Regions from separate parts of the Homo sapiens genome. Here all the other regions are linked to region 3. The links are chromatin contacts, found by Hi-C or POLR2A ChIA-PET in ENCODE. All regions are on one chromosome and are shown on one strand. Each heading gives the region's core, a stretch centred on a gene start or an enhancer-like site at or near the end of the contact. The rest is flanking DNA. Distances are from core to core; before and after follow the strand shown. Region 1 holds the start of MUC20 (mucin 20, cell surface associated). Region 2 overlaps ACAP2 (ArfGAP with coiled-coil, ankyrin repeat and PH domains 2). Region 3 holds the start of PPP1R2 (protein phosphatase 1 regulatory inhibitor subunit 2).

Region 1 (4,315 bases), core at 1-2,500, 180 kb after region 3:
ATGGCTAAATTTCTGAAGTAAAAGCTATAGGATCTTTGTGTGTGTGTATATATTTAAAAGGCCTTTATAATTTCTATAATTTTATGTTTAATTGGCAATTAAATCTGTTTTAATTTCCCTCCAGCACACCAGACTTTTTCTCTCCATACGTTATGATGTAAATTTTGCTATTCGATTTTCACCTCAGTTTCCTTAAAATGCAAATTCAAGGCTATTTAGCTGACAACCGCTTAGAGTAGTAAAACAGGTTATCAAGAATTCGAAGGTGTGGCTGGGCACGGTGGCTCACGTCTGTAATCCTAGCATTTGGGAGGCTGAGCCGCAAAGATCTCTTGAGGTCAGGAGTTCAAAACCATCTTGGCCAACATGTTGAAACCCCGTCTCTACTAAAAATACAAAAAAAATTAGCCAGATGTGGTGGCAGGTGCCTATAATCCCAGCTACTCAGGAAGCTGAGGCAGGAGAATCACTTGAAGCCAGGAGGCAGAGTTTGCAGTGAGTCGAGATCAAGCCATTGCACTCCAGCCTGGGCAACAGAGTGAGACTCTGTCTCAAAAAAAAAAAAAAAAAAAGTAAAAAAGAATTTGAAGGTGTAAGAAAAAAGCTCTTTATGAATCTATAAGATGAACTTCTTTCAGCATACCTAATACATCTGTGTATTTATGTGTTGTTGTGTACACAGTGTTTTGCTACTGAAAATATATAAAAGAGCTCTAATTAATTGGCTTAAGAAAATAAAAGCACTTGGCTGGGTGCAGTGGCTCATGCCTGTACTCCCAGCACTTTGGGAGGCTGAGGTAGGTAGATCACCTGAGGTCAGGAGTTTGAGACTAGCCTGGCCAACATGGTGAAACCCCATCTCTACTAAAAATACAAAAATTAGCCCGACGTGGTGGTGCGCGCCTATAATCCCAGCTACTCCAGAGGCTGAGGCAGGAGAATTGTTGGATCCCGGGAGGAAGAGGTTTCATTGAGCTGAGATCTCATTACTGTACACTCCAGCCTGGGTGACAGAGCAAGACTCCATCTCAAAAAAAAAAAAAGAAGCTAGTGATTCCATATCTTCAAATCAAATTTCAGTGGAGTGTTTACCGGGCAAGGAAGGCAGGGGGGTCAGCTTGCTGACAGCCTCAACCTGCCAGCCCTCAGCCTGCACATTTGTGATCACCTGGTCACACACCTGGGCAGGAGGCTGCCCCTCCTCCCTGGTTTGAGGAAGCAGGAAAAGGTACCCGCGAGAGACAGCCAGCAGTTCTGTGGAGCAGCGGTGGCCGGCTAGGATGGGCTGTCTCTGGGGTCTGGCTCTGCCCCTTTTCTTCTTCTGCTGGGAGGTTGGGGTCTCTGGGAGCTCTGCAGGTAAGGAGGCCTAGAAGGGCCTGGTGGGCCTCTCCCCTAGTAGGGCTCTGGGAGTGAATTTCAGTATGAGCCACCCTTCATGGGCAAGGGCAGGCTCTCTCGGGTTGATTATAATGAACCACAGTGCTACTTGTGAAGTGCTATTATTGTTGATAAAGAGTGTGCAAATGACAGTGTGAGTGTAAGCGTGCATGGCGCTGCAGTACACACTAATCAACCATGACGATGTGTGTGAGTGTAAGCGTGCCTGGCGCTGCAGTACACGCTAATCAACCATGACGCTGCCATCGTAAGGGATGGCTGAGAGTTTGTCTTTATGAACGTGGGACAGTAAGTGGGGCACGGAGCGGGGGTGCAGGGAGGTGCCAGCTGGTGATCATTGTGCAGAAAGCTGAAGAATGTGGCTTAACAAGATTCTGACTCCTCCCAGTTTATTACCTAGCATGGATTTCCTTCAAAATACAGATTTCGTGTGAAAAGTCCAACTGCCACAAACTGCTTGGGAAGGGTGGATGCTGACAGGCAGGGCTTTTGTGAAAGACGGGAATGAACCCTGACCTGTCGCTAATAGGAGTTGTGCCAAACTCATCACATACATTAAAAAATAGAAAAGGATTTATTTTTTTTTTAGTTCTATGCTCCCTCTAAACCTCGAGTGGAGAGGCCGGGCGTGGTGGCTCACACCTGTAATCCCAGCATTTTGGGAGGCTGAGGTGGGTGGATCACCTGAGGTCAGGAGTTCGAGACCAGCCTGACCAACATGGAGAAACCCCGTCTCTACTAAAAATACAAAATTAGCCGGGGGTGGTAGCAGGTGCCTGTAATCCCAGCTACTCGGGAGGCTGAGGCAGGAGAATTGCTTGAACCTGGGAGGTGGAGTTTGCAGTGAGCTGAGATCGCACCCTTGCGCTCTGGCCTGGGCAACAAAAGTGAAACTATGTTTCAAAAAAAAAAAAGCTGCAGTGGAGAGTCTGGAGTTCCCATCCCCACCACTCACAGCCTCCCCCATCATCAGCGTCCCCCACCAGAGTGGCACATTTGATAGGACTGAGGAACCTACTTTGATGCATCATTATCATACATTGTATTTTTAATCCTCACAACGGCCCTGCAAGATCGGCCCTGTTTTTACCACCCCCCACCTCCACTGCTTTAAGGGTGAGGCCACTGTGCTTCTGGGCATCCAGTAACAACTCCTCGGAGCCAGAATCTGACTCCTCACAGGCCTGAGCACTGCACCCCGTGGCCTCCTGCCTGTGCTCACCGTGGCCTGGTCTGCGCTGCACGTGTCCCGTTAGCTCCACCTTACAGGTGCGGAAATGCAGGCTTGGAGCTGAGAGACTTGGCCAGGGTCACAGGGCAGAGAGCAGATTCTCCAACTCAGGGTCCCAAGTCCACACGCTTTCCTCTCCACCAGATTTGAAGATTGTACCAGGAGAGCCGCAGTGTTCCAGAGCTACTGAGGGGCTGGGCTGGGATTTGCTGTATTCGAGAAGACCCCCTTGGACCCGAGAGGCTGTGGGCTTGGGGAGCATGAGGAGGTTTCACAGCAGAAAGGACACCCCGGGGCTCCTGGATAAGCCAGAAAATGTGCCAGGGGAAGTCGGGCTCCAAGGGCACCACTCTGGGCTTCCAGCTGTGTGGGCTGGACCAAGAAGGCTCAAAGAAATGATCTCAGGCTTGAAGTGGGGAGAAGAAACTGTATTATGAAGGCAGACGAACAGTTCCTGCAAAAGTGAGATTTGTGTGTGCAGCTGGGCCGCACTGGACCAGGGATGAGAGTGGGTGCCCGGGACTCGCCTATACTGCCTGGGGGTGCAGCCCGCACTCCTCACTATAGTCAGATCAACTATGCGTGCTTTCCAGTGGCCTGGGAGAGGACTCCATAGGGAGGGATGCTTACCTTGTGGGCTTTGGAATATAAGCCCTTTCACCTTCTCCGCTGGTCCTCATCACGTTGGCAAGGCAGGTATTGTGACCCTGTTTTCTCAGGTGAGGACATGGAGGCTGGGAGGGGTCTAGAGACTGGCCTGGCTAGTAGGAGGCTGAGTCAGGATTTGAACCAGCAGATCATCTGACCCCGGAGCCAGTCGTGGGCGGCACAGCGGGAGCTGCAACCGAGGCTCTTGACTCCTGCGTCGTCATTCCCTGAGGTCCACAGGACAACCAGTTGGGGACCTGGGGCCCCATCCTGATGCCCTGGGGAGAGGTGCTAGGCCCCTTTTGGGTCTATGGGCTACTTTTGGGCCAGTGGAGCTGGGTAAAGACCATCTCAAACCCTGTGCCAGGGGAGGTCAGACTCCAAGAGCGCCACCTTTGGGCTTCCAGCTGTGTAGGCTGGACCAAGAAGGCTCAGAGAATTAGGGGGTTCGTATTTGATCCTTTTCCTTCCAAGACTGGGATTACCAGATAAAACACAGGGCATCCAGTTACATTTGAATTTCAGGTAACAATTTTTTTTAAGTGTAAGTATGTAGCCAATATTGCATGAGAAATACTCATGCTAAAAAGTTATTCGTCGTTTATCTGAAATGCAAGTTCAAATTTAACCGAGTACCCTGTATTTTTATTTGCTAAATCTAGAAACCCTCTCCAAGAGGCTCCTTGGCCCACTCACAGGGAGAGCCCGATCTCCCTCTAGACAGGGGAGGCCCCCTTTCTCAGGCCAGAAAAGATCTTGTAGTAAACTACTCAAGAGGCTGAGGCAGGAGGATCGCTTGAGCCCAGGAATTCAAGACCTGCCTGGGCAACAGAGCAAGACCCTGTCTCTAGGGAAGATATCCTACCGTAGCCTCCCTCGGGGACTCCCATTCCTCCCACCTCAGGGCCAGTCAAGGGAACAGGCCTCTGCTCTGGGCAGAAGTGCTGGCAGCCGCTCTCTGAAAAGCTAGGTGTTGCCTCAGGGTCTCCCGGTGTCCTGTGGAAAATGCCTGGCCACGGTTTCCATGGTTCCCAGGCT
Region 2 (5,000 bases), core at 1,658-4,157, 190 kb before region 3:
GAAAGCTACAGTAATCAATGAAGTATGGTACTGTATAAAGACAGGTAAAGTCTGGGTACAGTGGCTCACGTCTGTAATCCCAACAGTTTGAGAGGATCACTTGAGCCCAGGAGTTGGAGACCAGCCTTGGCAACAAAGTGAGACCCCCCAATCTCGACAAAAATTCAAAAAATTAGCCAGGGGTGTAGCATGTGCCTGTGGTCCCAGCTACTCAGGAGGCTAAGGCAGGAGGATTACTTGAGCCCAGGAGGTGGAGGCTGCAGTGAGTCATTTTCATTTCACTGCACTCTAGCCCAGAAAACAAAGCAAGACTGTCTCAGGAAAAAAAAAAAAAGAAAAAAGACAAGCAAAAAGATCAATAAAGCAGAAATTACCCACGCATATGGTCAGCTTTTATTCATTTATTTTTTTTACAAAAGGTGCCAATAAAGATGGGAAAATGTACAGAGCAAGCTGGAGAGCCACATGCAAAGAATTTAATAATAATAGAGAGGAAAAAGAACTTCAACCGTTACCACAGAACATTTATAAAATTTAACTTGAAATAGATCATAGACCTAAACTTCCACAAGAAAACATTGAAAAAAATCTTACTGAATAGGGTTAAGCAAACATTTCCTAACAGAACACAAAAGAAAACTACAAAAGAACAAAATCAATAAACTGACTTCATAAAAAAAAAGTTTGATCTTTAAAAAACACTGCTACAAAAATGAAAAAGGCAAGCCAAAGCATGGAAGAAAATATCTGCAAAACATATAACAACTCAGTAAATATGAAGATAAATCCTTTTTTTTTTTTGGGCGGGGGACAGGGTCTTGCTCTGTCGCCCAGGCTGGAGTGCAGTGGTGTGATCTCGGCTCACTGCAACCTCCGCCTCCCAGGTTCAAGTGATTCTCCTGCCTCAGCCTCCCAAGCAGCTGGGATTACAGGGGCATGCCACCACGCCAGTTAATTTTTGTACTTTTAGTAGAGACAGAGTTTCGCCATGTTGCCCAGGATGGTCATGAACTCCTGACCTCAAGTGATCCGCCCGCCTCAGCCTTCCAAAGGGCTGGGATTACAGGCGTGAGTCACCACGCCAGGCCAATAAATCCATATTTTTTCTTTTTCGTGTGTGTGTGTGTGTGTGTGTGTGTGTGTGTGTGTGTGTGTGTGACGGAGTCTTGCTCTGTCACCCTGGAGTGCAGTGGCGTGATGTCAGCTCACTGCAAGCTCCACCTCCCGGGATCACGCCATTCTCCTGCTTCAGCCTCCCCAGCAGTTGGGACCACAGGCGCCCCCCACCACCACGCCCAGCTAATTTTTTGTATTTTTAGTAGACAAAGGGTTTCACTGTGTTAGGCAGGATGGTCTGGATCTCCTGATCCGTGATCCGCCCGCATCGGCCTCCCAAAGTGCTGGGATTACAGGCGTGAGCCACCATGCCCGGCCTAAATCCATTTTTTTAATGAACAAAAGATGACACTTCACCAAAGAAGATCCATAGATGGCAAAGAAACAAAATGCTCAACATCATTACTTATTAATAAGGAAATGCAAATTAAAACCATAAACAATTTTAGAAAGTGACTATGCCAAGTGTTGCTGAGCATGTGGAACCCCTGCACTCTTGTACACTGCTGATGTAAAATAGCACAATCCACTTTGCAAAACAACATTTGTGTAGGTTTTAATTTCTTTACAGATATTAACACTTTAAAGAAATGTAAAACAGTCATGTGCCGCATAATGACATTTTGGTCAAAGACAGGCCGCACATATAACGGTGGTCCCATAAAATTATAGTACTGTATCTGTACTGTACTTTTTCTATGTTTAAATACACAAATATCTACCATTATGTTACAAATGCCTAACGTATTCATTACAGAAACATGCTGTATAGGTTTGCAGCGTAAAAGCAATAGACTACACCACGTAGCCTAGGTGTGTAGGAGGCTACACTGCCTAGGTTTGTGATAAGTACATTCTATGATACTCACACAATGAAGAAATCACCTAACAACACATTTCTCAGAATGTTTCACTGTTGTTAAATGATGCGTGACTGTATTAAAAATTAATATAAACAATAAATAAAAGAAATTAAATATTTCCTTATTTTCTCTTAGCAATGGCTTACAGTCTTCACTTTAAAAATAGTAAACATTTAAGCATAACACTATCTTACAAACTAGCCGTTTTACACCTGGCTATTCACATAAAGAAATAAAACTATATGCCTACACAGATTTTTACATGTATTTTAATAAGCATTTTTATTTGTAATAGCCAAAACCTAAAAACAACCCCAAAGTCCATTGCGGTAGCTTTAAAATATGACAACAAATTCTTTAACACTGCTTTCTTCAAAAGCAGCCCCAATTCTTTGCTCTTTGAGTGTGGGCTAGATGGAGTGACTTACTTCTAGCAAACAGTATCATGAAGAAAGTAACAATGTGTGACTGCTGAGACCAGGTTATAAAAGGCATTGAAGCTTCCAGCCAGATGCAGTGTCTCAGCACTTTGGGAGGCTGAGGCGGGCAGATCACTTGAGGTCAGGAGTTCCAGACCAGCCTGGCCAACATGGTGAAACCCCAACTCTACTAAAAATACCAAAATTAGCTGGGTGTGGTGGCGCACATCTGTAATCCTAGCTACTCAGGAGGCTGAGGCACAAGAATCGCTTCAACCTGGGAGGCGGAAGTTGCAATGAGCCAAGGTCATGCCATTCACTCCAGCCTGGATGACAGAGTGAGACTCTGTCTTTAAAAAAAAAAAAAAAAAAGGCATTGGAGCTTCCTGTTTGCCCATGCTGCTCTTGGATCACTTGTTTTAGCAGTAACCAGATTTCATGTCATAAGGACACTCAAGCATCCCTGCAAAGAGGATCCTTGGTCAGAGGACCAGAGACTGAGGCAATCTCATGAAATTCCTGAGTCAGAGTCACCCAACTAAGCCACTCCCAAATTCCTGGCCCAGAAACTGTAAGATAATACATGCATGTTGTTTCATGCCACTAAGTTTTCAAATAATCTGTTATACAGCAGTAGATAGCTAATATAACCATCCACAGGTAGATGGATTTTAAAACTTGTGATAAATCCATACAATGCAATCGTATTGAGCAATAAAAAGGGAATGAAGGACTGAAACATGCAATATAATTGGACCTCAAAATAACACTGAAGAAACTAGACTACAAAAGTCCATTTACATACAATTCTAGAAAATGCAAACAAACCAATAATGATAGCAGATTCACGACAGACTAGGAATGAGGGAAGAAGGGAGAGAAACAGAAATTACAAAGTGGCAAAGAAAAACTTTTAAAGCATGATTGTTATATTCACTAAATTATTTGTAGCGATTTCATGGAGATGTGTGGATCTCAAAAGTTATCAAATTGTATGCTGTAACTATGCAGTTTATGTCAATTATTCCTTAATAAAGTTGTTAAAAAAACATCATTATATTCCAAAGAGAAAAGCAGAACATTTTTCTCTTTTCTGCTTTTCAACTTTTTTTTAACTTTTAGGTTCAGGGGTGCATGTGCAGGATGTGGAGGTTTGTTACATAGGTAAACGGGTGTCACAGGGATTTGTTATACAGATTATTTCATCACCCAGGTATTACACCTACTATCCATTAGTTATTTTTTCTGATCCTCTCCCTCCTCCTACCCTCCCACTCCAATAAGCCACAGTATGTGTGGTTCCCCTGTATGTGTCCATGTGTTCTCATCATTTAGCTCCCCCACTTATAAATGAGAACATGTGGTATTTGGTTTTCTGTTCCTGTGTTAGTCTGCTAAGGATAATGGCCTCCAGCTCCATCCATGTTCCTGCAAAGGACATGATCTCATTCTTTTTTATGGCTGCATAGTATTCCATAGTGTATATGTACGTATGCATTTTCTTTATCCAGTCTACCACTGATGGGCATTTAGGTTGATTCCACGTCTTTGCTGTTGTGAATAGTGCTGCAATGAACATACACATACATATGTCTTTATAATAGAACTATATTCCTATGGTTATATACCCAGCAATGGTATCTCACCCAGCTGATGTGAGATGGTATATCTCATTGTGGTTTTGATTTGCACTTCTCCAATGATCAGTGATGTTGAGCTTTTTTTATATGAGTGTTAGCCACATGTATGTCTTCTTTTGAGAAATGTCTGTTCATGTCCTTTGCCTGCTTTTTAATGGGGTTGTGTTTTTCTTTATAATTTAAGTTCCTTATAAATTCTGGATATAAGAGCATTATCAGATGAATAGTTTGCAAATATTTTCTCCCGTTCTATAGGTTGTCTGTTTACTCTGCTGACAGTTTCTTTGATTGTGCAGAAACTCTTTAATTAGATCCCATTTGTCAATTTTTGCTTTTGTTGCAGTTGCTCTTAGCAACTTCATCGTGAACTCTTGGCCCATACATATATCCTGGATACTACTGCCTTTAAAATGTAACATTACCAAAATTAAATTTTCTATACACTTGAATAGAATGTCAAGTATTTCATGAAATTAGATGTCAGTAATCTAGACTATTTACTGGCTTTGTTTTGGAGACAAGAGTCTCACTCCATCACGCAGGCTGGAGTGCAATGGCATGATCTCAGCTCACTGTTACCTGTACTTCCCAGGTTCGAGCAATTCTTGCGCCTTAGCCCTCTGAGTAGCTGGGACTACAGGCATGTGCCACCATGCTCAGTTGATTTTTGTATTTTTACCAGAGACGGGGTTTCGCCATGTTGGACAGCCTGATCTCGAACTCCTGACCTCAGCCTCCCAAAGTGCTGGGATTACAGGTGTGAGCCACTGTGCCCAGCCACAATAATGTAGGCTATATACTTTTAATACTTCCATTAGTGTGAAAAGTATGTTGTCAATAAAGCAACAGTTCTGTCTCTGACTTGCCAATTCTCAAGCCACAGCTATCTAACAGCTAATTCTTTTCTTTTTCTTCTTTTTTTTTTTTTTTTTGGTAGTTATTGTTGTTCTTAAAGCCCTTCC
Region 3 (4,769 bases), core at 1,402-3,901:
TTTATAAGAAGAGGAAGAGAGACCTGAGCTGGCACGCTCAGCTTCCTTGCCATGTGATGCCCTGCACCACCTTGGAACTCCACAGAGTCCCCACCAGCAAAAACGCTCTCACCAGATGCACCCTTAAGACCCTGGACTTCCAAGCCTCCAGAACCGTAAGAAATAAATTCAGTTTCTTATAAATTATCATTTCAGACATTCTGTTATGACCAACAGAAAACAGACTAAGACTATATTGTATTACTAGTAGAATTAGTTTATTTGCTTTACAGTCACATAACAAGGATCATTAAAAAACCCATCCTTTTTACCACTTGGAACCAAACATCATGAACTTCAATGAATTAGGGTTTGATAGTTCTCTTTAAAGACAGGACTGTAACTCTAACTCGACAGGTCAGTCCCTTTTAAGTGAATCTACCCTGCCACAGATACTACAGAAGAGGCAGCCCTATGCAGTTGAGTCAGTCTAGTATAGTGGCTTTTGAGGCAGAAAGACCTGAATGTAAATCCCAACCAATTACAGAAAGAAAGAGGCCAATCCATAGATTGGGCCCACGGGAAATTACAGCAGATCCAAGTTAAGAATAAACAGAAACTAAAGAAGCAGAGATAAAGAGTAACTCACTTGGTAAATGGACCAAAAGAAACTCACACTGGAGAACAGCTAAATAACATAAATGCCAGTAAGGACCACATTCCTGCTGCTGAAAACCCTGAAGCTACATTTGAGCCTTCTGTAGTTACGTTACTTATCTTTTAATTCCTTTTCTTTTCTTTCCTTTTTTTTTTTTTTTTTTTTTTTAAGAGATGAGGTCTCATTATGTTGCCCAGGCTGGTCTCAAACTCCTGGGATCAAGCAATCCTCCCACCTTGGCCTCTCCAAGTGCTGAGATTACAGGCGTGAGCCACCACGCCTGGATGTTATTTATCTTTTAACTAACTTGGTTCTCCTGCTTCAGTTATGTTCTGGTGAAATTCTGTCTTCTTAATTCCATGACCTACACATCACACTCCCCCAGCACTCCATTTAACGTGGCTTAGCCCAAAGAAGTTGGAAAATTGTGTGTGAGAGAATGTAAGATTCAAGCATCCATGAGCGTGGGAGTTGCTAGACAAAAACTAAGGTCCTTTCCAGCCCCAAAAGGCCACGATTCTAACCTATGAACCTACTCAATATTTCCTTCAAGGTAACACAAATCCCTAAAATTTACCACCACCAAGCAGTAGTTCCTTTTATGGTCCTAAATAAGATCCTTTATCCAGGAATGCCCTAGGTTCCTATATTCTGAGATTTCACAAACATCCTCATTTTAGCTTCTGACTACCAATTTCAATGGTAACTTTTCTTAAGCCTTATTTTCAGAAAGTAGAGTCCTTCTATTTTTAGTATCTTGCAACGCCCAAGCCCCCGTGCACTTCTAACCCACTACAGATACTGTACTGCAACATTTTCTCCGTGCATAAACGCCTACCTTTCTTTTTTTAAAGGCTAGTATATTGTTCCATTATACAAACGTACCGTAATTAATATTTCACCAGCTCTTACTAATGGACTTCCGGTCGTTTCCAATTATATTATAAATATTACATACAATGCTCAGGTCAACAACTTTTTACATGTGTATCTTTAGCGTATGCAAGAGCAACTAAATTACCACTGGGTCATTTCAAGTTGCTCCTCTTTGAACTGTTTTGAGCTTAGATCTATCTCTGAACAGGAACAAAAACTAGAAAGCACCCAAAACTCTGGTTGCAGATGCAGAAATACAGTGTGGCACAATGCTAATGGGGGAAATGGTCTCTTCTTTGACGGATCGCCTATTAGCTTGAGACTAGATCTTAAAGGGTTCCCAAAGCAAGAAAATACACTGTAATTATCGAAGAATTTTAGATACCTCAGAGATGAGGTTAAGAAATAGTAAAAGCTTAACAGTCGAAGATCTGAAGCTTCAATTTCATTCTTTGATGTTCCCGATTACAGAAAGTTCAAAGATGATGTTTAAAAATATTATATATGCCCAAATGCTTAAAAAAAAAAAAGGAAGCATGATAAACGTCATCGCCCAGCCTTCTTAAAGATCGCTCCCACCCGCGGCTAGCCGGGCAGGAGAAGAGACTCGAGCGGCACCCGAGCCGCATCCACGCCGCCCGCCCGCCCCTGGGGTCTGGGTAGGTAACGGGCCCGGCGGGAAGGAGGGGCTCCCAGGCCGTCCCTCCCAGCGCTCACCTCAGCTCCTCGTCGACATTCCCGCGGGGCTGTTCGGCCGACGCCACCATAGAGGAAGTCGTAGAGGTCTTGTTCTTCAAGATCCCCTTGATGGGCCGGTGCGAGGCCGTCGAGGCCGCCATTGCCGGGCGCTCCGGCTGTCGGCTCAGGGTCGCTGCTTGGCGTGGGGTCCGCGAAGAGAAGGGTCGGCACAGCAGAGACTCGCAGGCAGCCGCAGATCCCGCTCAGGGCTAAAGCGGCCGCAACTGCTGCCTCGGAAACGGCTACCGCAGCGGTTGTCACGACACAACGACCCCGACGCCAGAGCCAACGCCGAACGGGTGGCGGCTACTCGCGCACCCTTAGCCACTGGCACTTGACCCGCGGCTCGCGGAGAGACGCCGGCCTAGAGCTCCAGCGCAGGAGCGACGCGACGCCGAAGCCAAGCGGACCCGCCCTCTCGCGATATCTAGGGAGGAGGCGGGGAGAGGGCGGGGCGAGAACAAAGCCGACCTCCTCGCCCCGCCCCCTCCGTCCCGCCCGGGCTGCTCGCCCCGCCCCCGCGCGGCGCTGGGAGGCGGGAGCTGTCTCTGAGAACCTGCGGGAGAGCGCCCGGGCTTGCTGCTTCCCGGACCCGCGCGTCTCTCGAGCACCCTCGTCCCACCACCTTGTGAGGCCGTAGTGTTATTTTTATTTTTTAGATCAGCAGACTGAGACTCGAGGTGACGTCACTCCGCAGAGAGGTTAGCTGACTTGAAGAAAACGGGTATCTCCTCTTTCCATTTCGCCCGTGTAAACAGCCGAACTGCCTATTATAAAAGCATGGACTGCCAGCATTGGAGTGGTCCTTAGAGGCCTATTATGAAATCATAGAATGTCTGCATTGGAATCGCCTCACCTCCTTTTACCGCTGGAGAAGCCGACGGACAGACGGGCAGCGACCCCCGCCGTCGCACAACCCGTCTAGGCAGAGAGCGCAGGAGACGGGAGGGCGGCAGGGACACATCTCCCAGCCAAGGACCTCCTGGGCCCGCAGAGGCCGCGACAGGTTCCCCCCACAGAGGGAACCAACTCTGCCGCAGGTTGATGTGGACTTCAAGCCTGCAGAACGGAGAGCCCATTTCCATTGCTTAAAGCCACCTCGTGTGTGGTATTTGTTATGGTCCCTGTACACTCCCTTCCCTCCCTCTCCCAAGTCCAGTCCGCAGCTCGCTCATCACCAGGCTCTTTTCCATGACTCTTTCTTGATCAGGCCTTTTTATCGTCCTCACCACAGGTTAGAGCACAGCAGACTGAGCCACCCAGAACTGGCCCCTCCGGTGGACCAGCCCCTGCGGATTCACAGACCACTGGTCCTGGAAGGGACCTTGTCAAGCAGGCCCATAAGGTGGCTATTCAGCCTGTTTCTCCAACAACCCCAGGGGCTAGAAGCCCGCCACACCCCCGTGTAACTCATTTTGTTTTTGGACAGCTCTGACTCTGGGAGTTCTTAGATTGAGCTGACACCTCGCTCCCAGCAATGTCTGTCCACTGCTGTGGGGGGTGAGAGGAAGCGTTTTCCCCTATCTAGCCCCTATAGCAGCAGTTTCACTCCCATGGCTCATCTCTGGACCACAGTCTCATCTTCTTTAACACAGGCTCTGTGCCTTTTGAGGATGACCCTGTTCTGTGTCCTTAGGACTCTGCCCCTCAGGGATGACTGTAGGGTTCTGAAAACGATTGTTTTTATCGTCTGGCCCCGAGCCCCTAGCTCCTAGATGAGTTCCTGGCACAGAACAGGGCCTCAGTATGGGAATGGATGTGGATGGAGATAATGGAGGGGAAGTGAGCTGGAAGGGGAGAAGGGAAACAGGGTTGCTGGTCACAGAGTGGAATGTGTTCCCCAGGGATTTGCCTCAGCCAGGGGCCTGCACAGTCACTGTTGGCACTGTCCCCACCTTTGTTCCCAGTCAAATATCCACTGGTGCCGTCTCTCCCTCCCAGGCCAGGACTGCTCAGTGGATCTAACATTACACCCTGACAGCCCTGTCCAGCCCATGGAGCAGAGAGAGAGGGTTCTCAGCGAGGGGAAGCAGGATGGCCACCTCCCTTCCCTTCCTGAGTTCTTTCCACCCCAGTGTTCAACACCTGTGTTGCGTCTCCTGCCCTGTCAGCAGGAGTCTAGGTCAGTGATGGCAATCCTGTTTTCAAGGGAATACACAAACTTCCCTGTATGTTCCAAATTATTGGGCAGATTTGCTTTGTTCCTGCTTGGGCTGGGAAGCATCACTGAGTTCAGCATCCCTGAACTCAACTGTGACTGGGCCCTTGATTAAGCAACAGCTTGCTTTCAGACCCTCTAATGAAAGGGACTACGATCGTATGACATAAAGTGTTTTATTAGTTAATTAACTAACAAACATTGGAACAGGAGGTGATGAAGAGTTCTCTGAAGAACCTTGGAAACATATTTCCCTCATCAAGAGTTAAACTTTTGTCTCCTGTACTGGTTCTTCCACTCCCAAACCCACAACAAATGAATGCAGATGAAGATGACTTTGGTAGCACTTAAAAAAAAATA

What was found. Hi-C counts contacts between places; a loop is a spot of excess contacts on that map. ChIA-PET counts read pairs that join two places held with the same protein, here RNA polymerase II (POLR2A). Pooled maps may share reads with other maps.
Region 1: a loop to region 3 is called in a map of K562, with 2.6 times the contacts of the local background. The contact joins the promoter of MUC20 here to the promoter of PPP1R2 in region 3. A Hi-C loop is called at or near these places in 1 of 168 maps with a recorded cell type or tissue (K562), 2 of 37 single-sample maps with no recorded cell type and 2 of 50 pooled maps. POLR2A ChIA-PET finds 5 or more read pairs at or near these places in 3 of 52 experiments (OCI-LY7, PC-9 and WTC11).
Region 2: POLR2A ChIA-PET joins it to region 3 with 11 read pairs in A549. The contact joins the enhancer-like site here to the promoter of PPP1R2 in region 3. POLR2A ChIA-PET finds 5 or more read pairs at or near these places in 4 of 52 experiments (A549, GM10248, H1 and 1 more).

What each region holds. Positions count from the first base shown.
Region 1 is chr3:195,719,728-195,724,042 of GRCh38, forward strand. MUC20 (mucin 20, cell surface associated) reads left to right here and starts at 1,251. Exons shown (of 4, transcript NM_001282506.2): 1 at 1,251-1,356. The coding sequence starts at 1,281.
Region 2 is chr3:195,350,329-195,355,328 of GRCh38, forward strand. All of the region lies in intron 4 of ACAP2 (ArfGAP with coiled-coil, ankyrin repeat and PH domains 2), which reads right to left. Among named protein-coding and RNA genes, the nearest start is that of XXYLT1, 82 kb to the left of the region's middle. Within about 2 kb of position 2,908, at least 3 of the 41 ENCODE cell types and tissues checked have a DNase peak (open chromatin) inside an H3K27ac peak, as active enhancers do.
Region 3 is chr3:195,540,674-195,545,442 of GRCh38, forward strand. PPP1R2 (protein phosphatase 1 regulatory inhibitor subunit 2) reads right to left here and starts at 2,652. Exons shown (of 6, transcript NM_006241.8): 1 at 2,231-2,652. The coding sequence starts at 2,352. RefSeq lists a silencer at 2,624-2,863.